Linked DNA regions of Homo sapiens: region 2 is linked to region 1. A link is a loop called in an ENCODE intact Hi-C map of the cell type or tissue named here. Cell type or tissue: PC-9. All regions are shown on one strand.

Region 1 (8,000 bases):
TATACAATGGGTTGGTTAAGAAATCCAATAATTAACTCAGGCAATTCTAATGCAGGGAGCACATCTTGGCTAAGAGGAAGTGAGCCCAGCTAAGTGTTCTAGAACAGCAGAGGAGCGGAGACAGGCAGCCATATTTTAGGGTTAATGGCACAGCTTGGCCATATTTGTGCATGTGTGCAGTGATTTGTTTTTCAGACACAGACTCAATGACTTCCCAGGCTAAAAGACCAAGATATTTTGTGAAAAAAATATAAAACCAACCAGGCTTAAAAAAAAAAACCTCAGCTAGCAATCCACAATGTTTATCCTTTGCTGGAATCAATTCAAAGTCTGAGCAGTTATATGGATTTCTGAGTGGATACATTTACAAGATAAATGAACAAAAAAGTCCACCTAAACTAAGTAAATCTGAAGATTTAGTGATTTTTACAATGTCTGTTGTGGGAATTTATGATGTCAGTGTCTACGGACATTTAACCCTATCAAGTCGAATTTAAGTTTCTTGGAACCATAGGAAGTGCCACTGGGAATGGTGAAAGCTGTGGAATTAGGTTATTTGGATTTTTGTTTTTTAAACTCTCCCTGAGGGGCCGAGGGTCATTTCCTCCATATTGTTTCTTCAGGTTTAAATTGCTGCTTCCCCTCTGAGGCAGTGTGAAAAAGTGAGCTATGGAATAATGAGTCTTTTCAAGTCAAATGCAAACAATTCCACCTTAAAATAGCAGACCTCACCTTAAGCCAGCTTGGCAGCCTGCCAGAGAAGGGCATGAAAGCTGCACTTTAATCAAAAAGATGTGTATTCTTTATGCAGGCTGTGGAATGAACAGCTGGGAAGAGGGTTTTTATTGATTCTTTTTATTTCCCTCTCCTCTTCACCCCCCACCACGCTTTCTAACAAACACATTTAAAATTTACTGGCAGACTTTTTTCTTTTCTGAAACTATTGGAAGAAAAACTTTTTCCTTTCTAAGTGCCCCGTAATTTGGAAGCTTCCTAAAGGGGCTACAAGCTGCATCTCGATACTGCCTTTATCTTGACTGAAATCAAGCCCAGGCAACATTAGGTGCACAAGAATCCTCAGAGAAAAGGGAATAGTGAAATGCTCTGGCAGAAAGAAGCACTATTCCACTGAAGGCTGGATGGAGACACCCAGTTTTGGTCCAGGAATGACAAGTGCTCTGGCTTTAAGGGATGAAGGCAATAAGAATCACACACTGCTCTACCCCTTCGTGATGGAAGTACAGGCTGTAAAGCTATAAAGGATGATTTAATTGCACATAATTTTTGCTGCTGAACCGTGTAAGAAGGAATTTTAGGTATATACGAGACTAGGGCACATCAGTACACACCAGCGGTAATCAGTAAGGCCAGCAATCATCCTTGAAAACAGAGCAACACAGGGCAGTGCAGACATCACATCATGAGTATTAAAAATAATCTCTGTATGCTTTGGGGACCAAAAAATACACGAGGAGCAGTTGATCACTTTGACAGATGTAACAGTCCTCTCTCTCTCCTCTCTCTCTTTTTTTTTTTTTTTTTTGAGACAGAATCTCACTCTGTCACTCAAGCTGGAGTACAGTGGTGCAATGTTGGCTCACTGCAACCTCTGCCTCCTGAGTTCAAGCGATTCTCGTTGCCTCGGCCTCCTGAGTAGCTGGGATTACAGGTGCGTGCCACCACATTAGGCTAATTTTAGTATTTTTAGTAGAGACGGGATTTTGCCATGTTGGCCAGGCTGATCTCAAACTCCTGTCCTCAGGTGATCCATCCACCTTGGCCTCCCAAAGTGCTGGGATTACAGGCATGAGCCACCGTGCCTCCCTCTCTTTATTCTGTGCTAAAACAGAGATGCAAATTGGGGGTCTGGACAAAAAATCCAGCATGTTTGGCCTTCATAGTGTCTTCTAACAATCTTTAACATAGTGATAATGTGTAATTCATAGTATCTTCTAACAATTTTTAAAATTAGTGCTAATGCAAATTGGGGACTAGACCACAAACCCAACACGCAGACCTGTTTTGTTTGGCCAAAAAATTTTAAAGTTAGTGCTAATGTGTAATTTAGAAGTTACCATATAAACCCAGCTTTTCAGCTTCTCTTGAAAAATTGGAGATGTGGCACACTGGGTGTGCATCTCCAGATGAAAACAGCTGGAAAGATCTGAGTAGTAGATGCCCCATTAGATGAGGCAAGTGCTTGCTAGATTGATAACCTTGCCTTCCTATGCATGGAACCTGCCTGGCCTAGGTAAGCATTTGAGTTTACAGTCCCTATAGCAAATGTGCAATAGTTCAATTAGCAAGTAGCTACTGAACATCCTTTATCCATGTGCAGATTCTATTATAGCACTTCCCAGTTGAAAGCTTTTCATAGCTCTCTGCTTGCCAACATTATGAGATGCAAACTCTTCAGGTTGGAATAAAATCTCCCAACCTTTGCGTCATTCACTAATGCTGAGTTCTCTTCCCACACGTCCATGGATACTCACACTTCATATCTTCCAACTGCACAAGTTGTGTTTGTCTTCATTTGTTCCCGGAATCCCCCCTTCTGAATAGATGCTGCTGACTGTCCTCGTTCCACCCTTCTTTCACATAGTTAGCTGTGGAAGTCTTACTCATCTGCAAGGACTAGGTCAAGCCTGATTCATTGAAGACCACTCTTCTCAACTTCTTTGTGCAGAAGGGCCAATTTCCTTTTCTCTCTTCCTTCCTTTTCCCTTTTTTTTTTTTTTTTTTGAAAATTTCCAATCTGCTCACAGACATACAAAGCACAAAGCACAAGTTGTAATTTTTTATTATGAGATTCAGCAGGTAGAATTTCTACTTTGTCAATTGCTGTAAGAGTTTCTAAATAAATACTCTCAATTTCTGAACTTATTTCATATGGAGTAATAATGAGAGCTGGCTCTTGGATCATATTTTGAGTATCTTTTGTCAGATACTCTCAGGTGAATTAGTCTCCCTGTTACCTGCATTCACACAGAACTGTCTATACTTTTACCATGGCAAATTGTATTAGAGCTGTTTAGGTTGCTCTGCCTGTTCCATTTTAAACTTTAGGAGGACAAGAGCTTTTTTGAGTCTGTCTCCCTCATCTTGGCCCCTCTGGGCCTATTTGCCAATGAAAGGGGTTTAGTCAATGTTGGATTTTCAGCACTGTTCCCAGGAGGTGTCAGGAGCAGGAGGATTCAGAATCATTTTGCCATAGTGGTAGCCTTCAAGGAGTTTATAGTAATGTTAAATAGAAGATTAATGTTAAAAGAGAAACTTTAGCAGATTAAACCTTTAAAGAGTTTATTTGGGCAGACAGCAATTCATGAATTGGACAGCTCTAGACTGGAAGTGGTTCAGGGCTTCAGCAGAGGTGGTTGATGGAAAAGCTTTTACAGGGTGAATGAGAAAGCAGAGCAAAGAAATTATTTGATTGGTTGAAGTTTGGAAAATTGCCCTATTTGGACTATCTTGGTGGGAAGTTCAAGACAATAATCAATGCCCAGTTGGCTATGTGATTGGTTGAGCTTAAGTTTCATTTCTTTTAAATTAGCCTCTTGCATGAAATGAGGCTGAGCTAGGTTTTAGTTTCCTTAGGTAGGAACCCAGGGTTCCTGTCTAATGGCTTCTCATTTTATTATTTCAATGTTAACTTGCATAAATATATAGCAGATAGTACACAACAAATAATTGCTGAAGTTTGTGATACATCTTATGAAAATGTAGGTAGAAAATAAGGTGCCCAGTGAATGCTGGGCCAGACTTAGATTTCAGTCTATAACTTGAGAGAGACCTTCCCATTGAAGATGGCAGCCCTAAGTGGTTGTTTATATGGACAATGTACTCTGTGCTTTAGTTTGCTCCTCTTTCAATTGAGGGGTTCAATTAAGGGATCCCCTTAATTTCCATGGCCATATGATTCAGAAGTGTCAACAATGGAATAATCTACTATGTATATAGTTTGTAGAAAATAGTTAGAATGCACATATTTTTTCATCTTTTTTTTCCCAACCTGCCTAGGTGAAAATCTAACTTGGACATACTTCTTTATAGCAACATCTCTATAGATACAAATGACAATTTAGATCCAATTTATCACTTACTCATGTTAACTAATGTTCACTCCAGTCAGCTATATTGAAAATATTAAAATAATTAAACAAATTTCTGGGAGTTTGTGATAATGGGATTTGACTGGTTCTTCCTTTGGTATTTTCTGTGATGTTTCTCCTTCATTTTATTGCCAAAGTCAGAGGGATTGTTATAGTATAGGCCTGAAGCCTGCTTTCAGGATCTGTGCAGAACCAACCAACCAAGAGAGCCTTTTATTTTGTCCCCCAGTTGACCTCCTTCCAGATATGCTGAGTCCATTTCCCTGAAATGACTGAGCGGGGAGAGGTAACTGCAGCTGTGTTTGGATACCTTCTTTCTCTCCCTTGGCTCCAGCCCAGGGAAACGCACACACTCTTTCACAATCACACAAACCACTTCATTATCATATTTTTGAGGATGTTGGCCAGGGGAAAGGGCAGACCAGTCAGTAGGCTGGAAAGTTAGAAATGTGTGTGTTTATTTTTCCCTCCCCTCTCCACTGTGCTATTGGAACTGGTATAGAAAGGGAATAGTCATTCACAGTTGCCCCTTTTCAGGAGGGTGAAGTTCAGAGGAAGAAATGTTTGCATAGACATTTGATAATCATAATAAAAAGACCATTAGAAGCTCATTGATTAAACAGTTACTGCAGATTTCAACTACAACTTAGAACTGTTTTTTTTGTTTTTGTTTTTGTTTTTTTTTTTTTTTTAGACAAGGTCTCTCTCTGTTTCCTAAACTGAGTGCAGTGGCATGATCATGGCTCATTGCAGCCTCAACCTCCTGGCCTCTTGGGCTCAAGCAATCCTCCTACCTCAGCTTCCCGAGTAGCTGGAAGCACAAGCATGTGCTACCATGCCTGGCTAATTTTTTAATTTTTTGTAGAGATGGGAGTCTCCCTATGTTGCCCAGGCTGGTCTTGAACTACTGGGCTCAAATGATCCTTCTGCCTCGGTCTCCCAAAATGTTGGGATTTATAGGCATGAGCCACTGCACCTCACTAGATACTTAGGTACTTTGGAAAGAGGAGCCCAGATGGGCAAATGTATTAAGGGTTTGTCATTTATGATTGGCACTAGAGCTGTATCACATAGTGTGGAAGAAAATTAAATTAATTCTCTCCCTGTAAATGTGCTTTGTAAAATTTTAATGTGCTATGTAAATAAGTTGGTAATGTTTTCAATGCATAAAGCTGTAGCTTAGATTCAATGAATGTTTATTTTTAACTTATGAAGTGAGATTGTAGCTCATTTTATGAAAGAGGCTAACAAACCTTTGGATGTATAAATTCTGATATATCTATTGAACAAGGTATATGTTTTATTCAATGATCCGATATTGGTGACCTACTATGTGAAAATTACTTGAATAATGATAGTGAATACTTTTATGATACTATGGTTTACATGCTGTTCTTACATGGCATTAATTTATTTTGCCTCTATGAATACTATCGGTTATCACCTCCTGCAGATGAGGAAACAAAGGTATGGTTGTCTTTGACTTGGTTTTAGCGATGGAATTATAGGTTTCAAAAAATAGCATGGGAGTGCAGAGGGAAATCTAGGAGGCAGGATCTGAGTTGTGAACATTAGGAAGTTGCTAGACAAATGCTACGGTTTGAACGTGTCCCCCAAAAGTTCATGTGTTGGAAATGTAATCTCAATGCAACAGTCTTGGAAGGTGGGGCCTCACAGGAGGTAATTAGGTCAGGAGGGCTCTATCCTCATGAATGGCTTAATATTGTTATTGCAGGAGTGGATTAGTTATTGCGAGAGTGGGTTTGTCGTAAAAGCAAGTTCTGCTGCATCACTGTCTTGCTCTTTCTCCCTCTCTGTCACATGCACTCTATGAGAAATACATTTCTTTTCTTTTCTTTTCTTTTTTTTTTTGAGATGGATCCTTCCTCTGTCGCCCAAGCTGGAGTGCAGTGGCCCGATCTCAGCTCACTGCAACCTCCACCTCCTGGGTTCAAACAATTCTCCTGCCTCAGCCTCCCAAATAGCTGGGATTACAGGCGCCCGCAACCATGCCCAGCTAATTTTTGTATTTTTAGTAAAGACAGGGTTTCACCATGTTCGCCAGGCTGATCTCAAACCCCTGACCTCAGGCGATCCACCCGCCTTGGCCTTCCAAAGTGCTGGGATTACAGGAGTGAGGCTCCGCGCCGGGCCTAATTTCTTTTCTTTATAAATTACCCAGTCTGTGGTATTCTGTTATACCAACACAAAATGGACAAAGATAACAAAGGAGGTAGGAAAGTACATTGAAATGATTCCACTGTCACAAACATTTCTAAATGCTTTTCCAATGTATATGTTTTAAAATTACTTTCAAAATATGTGGCACATTTTTCAGTATTCTCAATTGTGGCAAATCTTTGGATGTGAAAGTATATTTGAATGTTGGACAAAGTGAAATATCATTCACATTCAAGTTTAGTAAATGAAACCAGTTATTTTTTCAATATTGGCAAATGGCTTAAAAAATAATACTAATATTTTGCATGTGCTTCATATATAAATAGGTTCTAAAGCTAATACCAAAAAAGTCTGAAGAACATTTTCAGCTTATCTTACAACTAGAAGCCCAAATAATAGGAATATGAATTTACATATGCAAATGAAAACCAGCTTCATTTTAAAAGTTTAATGTGGGCATTAGATGTACTTGTGTATTGTGCTTCCAAGGATCTGTGTGTACAGCTCTATTATCATACACTGCATTACAGGTGGGTGTGAGTTCCACCTCCAGCCTGTGAGATGCCTGCAGGGAGCCATCCTGAGTCCTCCGAATTGACACAGTGTCTTTGGGGTAGGAATTTCCCAGTGAATGCTTACTTAAATGAATTCAGTAAGTGCGTTTTGATTTTTCCATAGATTGACACAGTGGAACAGTGGCTAAGAGATGATTCTTTACTATAAGCACCCTTCATAGGCAAAGTGGGAATGTGCTTATTGATGAGGTCAAATAATTCAGACTGCGGTTCCCACATTGGTCTTGAGTAGTGGATGGCTCCACTAAAACACTAGGTTTCATGGGTTTCACCTGTTTTCTGGTAGTTAATTTAAGGAGATGGTGCACTAAGACAACTTAGATGGAAAAAATAAATAGCAGCATAAAAAGCAAACTGTGATTGTATAGAACTGTGAGATAATATTCAACTTCGTTTCATTTATTTATTTATTTATTTAGTGACAGAGCGTCGCTCTATTGCCCAGGCTGGAGTGCAGTGGCACGATCTCACTGCAACCTCCGCCTCCTAGGTTCAAGTGATCCTCCTGCCTCATCCTCCTGAGTAGTTGGGATTACAGGCACCTGCCACCACTCCCTGCTAATTTTTGTATTTTTAATAGAGATGGGGTTTCACCATGTTGGCCAGGCTGCTCTTGAACTCCTGACCTCAAGTGATCTGCCCACCTTGTCCTCCCAAAGTGCTGGGATTACAGGTATGAGCCACTGCACCCGGCCTCAACTTGATTTTAATGTGTGGGTGAGAAATATATGTTCTCATGTACTCAGTTTTGGTTTAAGTGTATAAATGGACTTACACGTGACACAGGTTGGAAAGAAGCAGAACACTTTAGGCAACAAGGCACTTGATGAAGCACCATGGTACTCTAAGACCTTCTCCACTTTGTCCACATCCCACCTTCCTTTCATGATGCAGCTCTCATTCCACCTCCTTCCTGAAATCTCTCCTGACCTCTTCATTCTAATTAACATACCTTTCTCCGGACATCCAGAGCATCTCATCTTGCCTTTCCTAAGGTACTTTTTCCCAACACCTTCCACCTGGTTTAATACCTATCTGTATATATCTTCTCCTCCTCCCCACCACTATATATTATGCCCCACATGCGCAGAGTCTGTGTATCTACATCTTTGTCTCTTTACATGGTGTCTGGCAC
Region 2 (8,000 bases), 770 kb after region 1:
ACCTGGCATGCAATATGCACTCAATAGTGTTTGATGCACGAATCCATGTGAAGGAATAAGCTAAGTTTCTTTTCTTCTTTGAGGTCATCATGAGAAGATAAGGAGCAAATTTTGTAAAGATAATTGTAAAATGTGTACATCTAGTGAGGAGGTTAGTCCTATCTACAACCCAAACTCCTTTTCCTGCAACCAAAAGGATCCATGTTAGAGGAAGACCTGTGTGCCTAAACTTATATTAGATCCTACCAGTACTCTTCAAGATAAGACAAGACACAGACTATGCCTGGGAGGAGATGGCAATCTAGTGAGATAAGTAAGTTATAAATGCACACATGACACAGACACAAAAATTGAAAAAAAAGAGAAGAGTATGCAGACAAATATTTGTTCAGATTTAAAAGAGGTTTCTGGAATGATTAGGAATGCAGATAACTAATAGGCTGGAGAAACAGTCCACATTGTGCACCACTTTGACCCTGCTCCTTGGCTGTTTTCCACCACAATTAGTTGTCTGGCAACCTTGCAAGATCTTAATAAAAATAACTCATAAGATTTAGTCACATCAGAAAAATCATCAAAATGTGTGATTGCAAATGTTTTGAAAGGGTCATGAGCTAAATAAGCATCTAGGATATACATTTAAAAAATTGCCTTATCTCTTTCATCTCCAAAGAAAACACCAGAAGGATACTGTCATATCTTCGGCACTCTCACCCCATCCTTCAAAATCTATTAATATCACATTGTGAAGTTGGTGCCATTGTCAGGAGTCCAATACAATCCCACAGCATTTCTTTCTTTTGTTTTTTCCTTTCTTGGAGAAGTAACCTTTTTCTAATCTTGTTACACACATTTTCATGCTTTCTAACCTAGTAAATACCAGATGTATTTTTTGCTTGTAATTACATCAGATTTCATGACCTAAAAGAACATGAAATAATATAATTACACTATTTATATAAATAATATACTCAGGAGATTGTGCAAAGCCCCTCACAGTTCACAAAGCCCATTTGCACATAGTTGTTGTCAACTTAAAACCACTCTATGATTTGTTTGGACAGATTATAGTGGGTTTTTTTTTTCCATTTTAGAAAGAAGAAAATTGAAGTTTAGAAATGCTAAGGAAAATTCTCAAGGTTAACAGAGCATGCAAATGGTAAAATGATTCTTGAAAACCATTCATCTGCCTCTAAAATTACGATATCCTGTTCCTATGCGTGGGATGCACAATTGAGAGAAAGAGGGAGAGAGGCAGCTGATCTTCCCTAGTGCCCCTAGCATAGTAGTCGGGAGGTCAGGCAATTTCCTAAACTCAATGTACTATCATAGCAATAACTCAATCCATAACTCCTTCCTTATTATTCTATATTTCGCACTAGAAAAAAAATGGCACTTCTCTGGACTGGCTATATTGTTTACAGGAACTAATACCCTGTTCTTAGGGTCTTCCCAATGCAAAATTGGAAAAAGTATAGAAAAACATTCTCCTGGTATTTTATTACTAAATCTTTAGATATACATCTTAATTTTTGGATGCTTCTATTTCTCTCACAGCCCCAGAAATCCAGCGTTTCTTAGGACTTTCGCTATCCTGAGCAATCTACCAAAACCACCTTCTCTAAGAAGAACCCTATGTACTTCCCTGTTTTGGTCATCTTTTCCATAGAAAGAGGAAAATAAATGAGTTCATACTAAGACATTAATGATAGTAATTTGATAAATGGACTTCTCTGTTAATGGCAAAGCTATTTCTTTTATGAGTCTCTTATTGGTTCATTTCAGATATCAGTGACAGGCTGCAAGGGAAAATATTTGGAAATGGTTAGTCTTACTAGAAACTGCTACCCCTAAACCTCACCATAACATTAATTAGATGGATATTTTTAAGTCTAGCATCCTAGATTTAGATTAATAATTTGTCTATATTGCTTTTAAAATGAAGAATTACATTTTAAATGCTTAGACTATTAAACTGAAATATTGTCTGAATAAAAATAATAAACTGTCATTGACAAATAACCACTTCTACTTTCAACATGTCAGAGAAAACTGTAAAAGACAGAGAAAAGAGACTGGATACTGTGGAAGTTTCCCAGTGGGTCCAAAGGAAATAAAATGTCCCCTTTTCCTGAGCCCATTTAAGCCTTGCTTACATTAACTTTTAGAAAATGCACGGAGAAAATATTTCAGAGAAGGGTCTTACTGGGATAAATTCGTATATTTCTTGGAACTCTGGTAGCCCATGAACGACAGCATATGTTAGTGTTAACCTTGTGTTACATTTCTGAACCAGTGTCCAGCTCAGCCTCTGAGGCCATCTGCTTTCAGCGCTGAAAATAACCAGAGATGACTGAATTCTTGGAACACATTTTTCCTACTGTTTTATTAGAAAAACATTTCCACCCTAATCAATCTCTGTGTTTTACCTCAAGCATATATTTGATGAACATCCTAGGTTTGGTTCTTTACTACACACAGTAGACTTTATATCCCCAGGAAAGCAATATTTGACGTTGGAGAAGTTTCAGTGCACATGCAATGGAATCCTATAAAGTCTCATTTGCTTTGCTCTCTGCTCTCAGGAGGAAAAGGGACATGTACTAAATGAAACCACAAGAGCAGGGAGATAAAGGAGCCCGTGTGCTGGTATTTTCCCTGCATTAATGCTTTCAGCATCCTCCTCACTCATTTAGATGTTCTAGTTATATATTTTTTCCCATATCCCATCTATTGTGTTTTCTTCCCTCTTTAGATGGCTCTTTGTGGCTCTCCTGATTGTCTGTATCTGACGGCTGAGGCACATAATCTAAAATGTGTGCTCAGATAAATGGTGAAAACAGAACATCTGAAAACACGAAAGTATTCCTGGCTGACTTATGATTCAAATAGGATCTTCTTTGTCCCAATTAAGCAAGCCTACTTGAACAAAGATAGCTAAAACATTGTTTTCACACAGACATTTTTAAAAATGTATCAAATAAAGCAGAATAAAAGGACATAGAGGATGATATGGGAAGAACATTACTTACTAAGTCATTGCCTTTAGAAATCTTGAAGACATGTATTGAATTGCTTTGTTTCTGAACTGGATGGAAGCTCTGCAAAAATCCTCCTGTGACTTCTTTCATAGCCTTCATTCAGTTTTATATTGTTCTGAAGGTCCAGGCAGGGAGGATATGTAATTGGACATTTGGTGAATGCAGAGGAGTGAAATTGTGTCCAAAGTTATTAGCTTATCTTAGTTTGAAGAGCAAGGAGAACATTTTATTTCATCTAACTTTTTATAGCAATCAATTAATCCTGTTTCAAGGATAACAACAGAATGTCTTTATTCATTCTCATGGAAACATTGACATCTAGTGGGTCACTGCATTAATGCAGGCCAGCTCAAAAGCTGGGGGAAATTCTCAAATCTTTGTGATGCTCAGTGTGGTACGCTCTCTTTGATTAATTTGGCCCATTGATCTCACTAGGTAGCTGCTGTTGATAATTGTGTATTTTTAAAAAATGATTCAAAGAAAGCTGTAGAAAACAAAATGAACATATCTCACCTATAGCTTTCATGTATGTTATAAATAAATTCTTAAGGACTATTTTACTTGAAGATCTAATTCGTGTTTGTAGGAATCAAAACTCATAATGGTTCACTGAGTTTTACTAATGATAGAAGCTATCTATTCGTGTTAGGAGACCTGCAGAGCCTGGCACAGTAGTTCCCAAACTTTTAAAATTCATAGATGACTTCGATAAACAGTATGAATACTCGGCCAGGAAATTTTATATTTGAGCAGCCACACTAAATTTTGCACACAACCTCAAGGAGTGCATAAAACATTTGAAGGTCAGGCTGTAAAAAACAAACAAAACCTGAACTAGTAATAGTGATAGGAAACTCTTGGAAACTCTTTTATTTATTTATTTATTTATTTATTTATTTATTTATTTATTTATTTATTTATTTATTTATTTTTGAGATGGAGTCTCGCGCTGCTGCCCAGGCTGGAGTGCAGTGGCGCGATCTCGGCTCACTGCAAGCTCCGCCTCCCTTGTTCAAGTGATTCTCCTGCCTCAGCCTCCGGAGTAGCTGAGACTACAGGCGACCCCACCATGCCCGTTTAATTTTTGTATTTTTAGTAGAGACGGGGTTTCCCCATGTTTGCCAGGATGGTCTCCATCTCTTGACCTTGTGATCCCCGCCTGCCTCGGCCTCCCAAAGTGCTGAGATTACAGGCGTGAGCCACTATGCCCGGCCGATAGCAAACTCTGTCATACCACTTACTACGTGTCAGGTACTGTTTTAAGTGCTGTTCATGTATGAGCTCATTTAACCCTCCCAACTCTTCTAAGAAGTAGCTATTATTCTTCACCGTTTCCACAGAAAAAGAAACAGAAACACAGAGACATAAAAATATTGGCTTAAAGCCACACAGTCCCTAGCAGGTAGAGTTAAGACTCAAACCTAGGTAGGCTGGCCCCAAATTCTATGTTCTGTCACACTGCCCAAAGCCTTCAGAGATGGCTAGACAGGCAGATGGAAACCTTAGACACTGGTTTCACTATGGCCAGTCTCTTTAAGCAATCTCTTCAGACTACTGTAATTACTTTCTATCCACCATTGCCTAGAATTGTGTTGCAACAAATAGACATGCATTATCTAATGAGAGGATAAGAAAACAGGCAGAGAAATACGGCAATGTGTTTTGGGCCCCTTAAAATGGAGATACAATGCAAATTTGCATTACTAGGACTGGCAAGTCCTGTAGTCTTAGGCTGACAGCCACTGGAAATAAAAATGACCCACACATCGATCACAAAAACACTGAACTTGAGCAAATATTGTCAGTTCTGGGGTGGCAGGAGATGTGATAGATCTTCTTTGTGTTATAAGACCTTTAATCTTTCACCTTCATACTTTGTACTTCAAAAAGTCCCTTCAAAGCAAACTTTCCTGTGGTCACATTAGAAGAGAAGAGTTACAGCATCTGCTCCCTAGTATGCAATCCTCCTGGAGTGCAATGGTAATGAGGTTAGGGAGAAGTGTTCAAGTACATACTAGGTTACTGCCATCCAAGATGTCCCAGCTGGATCATCCTACTCACATCCTCCCCCAGAGTCTGCTGGGAGACTAAAGAAAAGGGCTGTTGGACAGCCAGAAACCTTTCTGAGTAGTGTCTCTCCCTTAAACCCCTAAACACTTGGCTGCGATAAAGAATCTCCTTTTGAATCCATTTCTAGATGGCAAGAGAGGGAGTGGAAGGCCATTTCCGCCTCTTTGAAAAGACCTGTTTATTTCCAAGGAACCATTTATAAATATGAGAGTCTCTCAATTACCTTTTTCATACAATTTTCCTTTGAAATGGATATGGTGAAAACTTGAAAAGCATTCTTTTTGAATTCTAGGAAGTTTTCCCTTTCTCACCTTTGGCACAAATATTTAACCAAGCTAAGAATCATAATTGCTCTTTCACAAATGAAACTGGGTTTGTTAACACAGAATTTCTGATGCAGATGAAGAGAAAGAGAAGTGAACATCCACGGATGGTAAAACATTTTCTCCAGAGTATCCTGACGAATCCGAAAGAAAGGCACACGTGTTTTCCAATTAAGAAAATGCCTGCCGAGCAATGGGTAATGCCATATGTTTGAGTCTCTTAAATGGAAATGAATGGTCAAAAGCTTTTTGCTAAAAAAGAAAAGAAAGGGGGTTGCTATTGCTTTTGTGGCCTGGTAATCCAAACTTCTGAAATCTCGTCACTTCATTTCTGTGAACGCCACTATTATCTTAAGTGCACTTGGACTATTTAATATTGATGTCCTAATTGTATAATTAATACAAGCAAATTTACCCTTCTCTACTTTGCCCTTAAAAATACCATTTTTCTCATTCAAAAAGAGAACTCAGTAGATTCCCAGCATAGTTTTCAGTGATTTAATCTTCTGTGATAAAGTCCTGTGCTTTGTACTTCACCGCTGGACTATCAATGTCTCCTCACAAACCCTTGAGGGATGAAATCAAAAGGCTTTTGAGATTCAGAATAGACTCCATCTACTGCCTCACCATTTCCTTATTCTTTTCTGAGCGATATGAAAGACTTGCTCAATAAATGTTAAATGAATAATAAAGGTCAGAGGAAGGTCATAATTTCTTTTGAAAGAGGCACATTTTCTTAAGCCCATCAAATTGAAATTTTCTAACTACAGGGGAAATATGTACCCTCATTAACAAAGAATGGTCCTTTCATTTTCCACTCAGTACACAGACTTGTGTTCTCCTGATCTAGGTATCCATACAGAACCATATTAAAAGGGACTGGGACTCAATATTTTGTAAAAATGGTAGAAGGTTTTACTGTAAAGAACTGAAACCTGCACTATAATGAGAATCAGATGTGGCTTACAACATATAGGACACAACTAAGAAAGACTGTTAGGTTGCTTCTGAGACTGAATACCTCTTTGCTAAGGACTGAGGGAACTCCTTTGCCAATGGAGTTAAAGGACTGAGTTCCGCTTTTGTCTGGTTCCCCTTTGGTGGGTGCTATGTTGCTATTGCTCCGTTAGAGTTTGTGCCAAGACCTTTAAAACTCAGACTAGAACTTTGTTTAGCTACTCATTGAAATAATGAAAATAATAAATAATGTTAGCATATATATATATATATATATATATACTCTTATGACTATAATATAAGTAATATCATTCATTCAGGGTTTACCGTACTAAGTGTTCTAGTAAACACAGCATTGTGTTTATTTCACTTAGTTATCCCCTAGTAGAAGATAAGTTTCATGAATGCAGGGACATTTTTTTCTTATACACTATGGAACCACCCATGCCTGGAACACTGTCTACTGTGTAGCTCGTTGAATTAATAAATGAATGTTCGTGGTATTACAATATATATTTGACAGATGAAAAAAATTAAGGCTAATCAATGTTGCTTTGCCTCTACATTATCAAAGAACAAGTCCCTTTGCACACAGCTAGTAAGTTTTGGGCTGAGGTATAACTCAGTTCTATCTAACTTCAAAAACCAACAAATATATTTCAAAGTAATGAAGTCTATTGCCATGAAAAGCATTGCTTTCCTTCCAGATGTTATTGGTAAATTATTAGCCCTATGTCTCTACTCTGAGTGAGACACTTGGCTTCTCAGTGTTCTGCACAGTGGACTCCATTCTCTCCTCTGCAATTAATACAGAAAACGTTTTAAAGTCCTTTGTTGTCACTCTACCTACATGGTGCCCAGCTGGAATGTGGTCACCTGTTTGTGCAGGAATGTGACATTCTTATGTGTCAGCATTAACTAGTACATAAACATTATCTCATAACAATAGCTCTGGTCATTACATATATACTTTTTTATTTTTACCAAATATTATATAGGTTTTATTGAGTCTCTCTAGTTTCTCAGCTATTTACCTTCTTTACACTGGACTTTTCACAACTTATCTCCCCAAACTAGTTTCCTATCCTCAACTATTTTTGAAAGTTACAAGCTACATTCAGAAACTGAATGATATTCAGACTAAAAATCTTATGCTCAAGGTGACTTAAGCCAAACACTAACAAGCAGTAAAGAATGTGCTTCCTGGGCTAAATTTGCTTGTGAATCCTTTGTTTTCTTCCCTCCTTCAATGAAGCCTGGAAGAAGAAATCCTGGGTAGTTGAGGGGGTCCTGGCTGACCATTTACTAGCCGTGTATGATTTGGAGCAAGTGCTTTATCCTCACGACTTTCAATCTGTAAACATCGAGGTAGTTTTATATCTTCATTCAGGGTTTTTATTTTATCTTTGAAAATGTTTAATTTGTCATATTTAACATGAACATTACAAAATTCAAAAATGCCAAAGAATATTTGGTTACATGTAAATCTTCCACCACTGCTATCCTCTAACTCAAAACCACTGTTTGTTATGTATCCTTCCAATGAAATCCTTTGCATAGTCAAGCAATTTTATTCATTTTTAACACCAAAGGTAGTTTACTATACATA

Evidence for each region. Hi-C counts contacts between places; a loop is a spot of excess contacts. Peaks named below come from ENCODE experiments on the same cell type or tissue, not always from the same donor. Only the 100,000 strongest peaks of a DNase experiment are listed, where the experiment ranks them.
Region 2: a loop joins it to region 1, with 5 times the contacts of the local background. A loop is called at or near these places in 4 of 110 quality-filtered maps.

What each region holds. Positions count from the first base shown.
Region 1 is chr3:177,610,762-177,618,761 of GRCh38, forward strand. All of the region lies in intron 2 of LINC00578 (long intergenic non-protein coding RNA 578), which reads left to right. Among named protein-coding and RNA genes, the nearest start is that of LINC00578, 170 kb to the left of the region's middle. RefSeq lists an enhancer at 1-50. In PC-9, no CTCF peak of the experiment used is centred here; DNase peaks (open chromatin) are centred at 743 and 4,460; H3K4me3 peaks cover 626 bases; H3K27ac peaks cover 3,353 bases.
Region 2 is chr3:178,382,175-178,390,174 of GRCh38, forward strand. LOC105374235 (a long non-coding RNA gene) reads right to left here and starts at 3,119. Exons shown (of 11, transcript NR_188692.1): 1 at 3,033-3,119. In PC-9, CTCF peaks have their summits at 3,360 (motif pointing left) and 3,566; a DNase peak (open chromatin) is centred at 457; H3K27ac peaks cover 808 bases.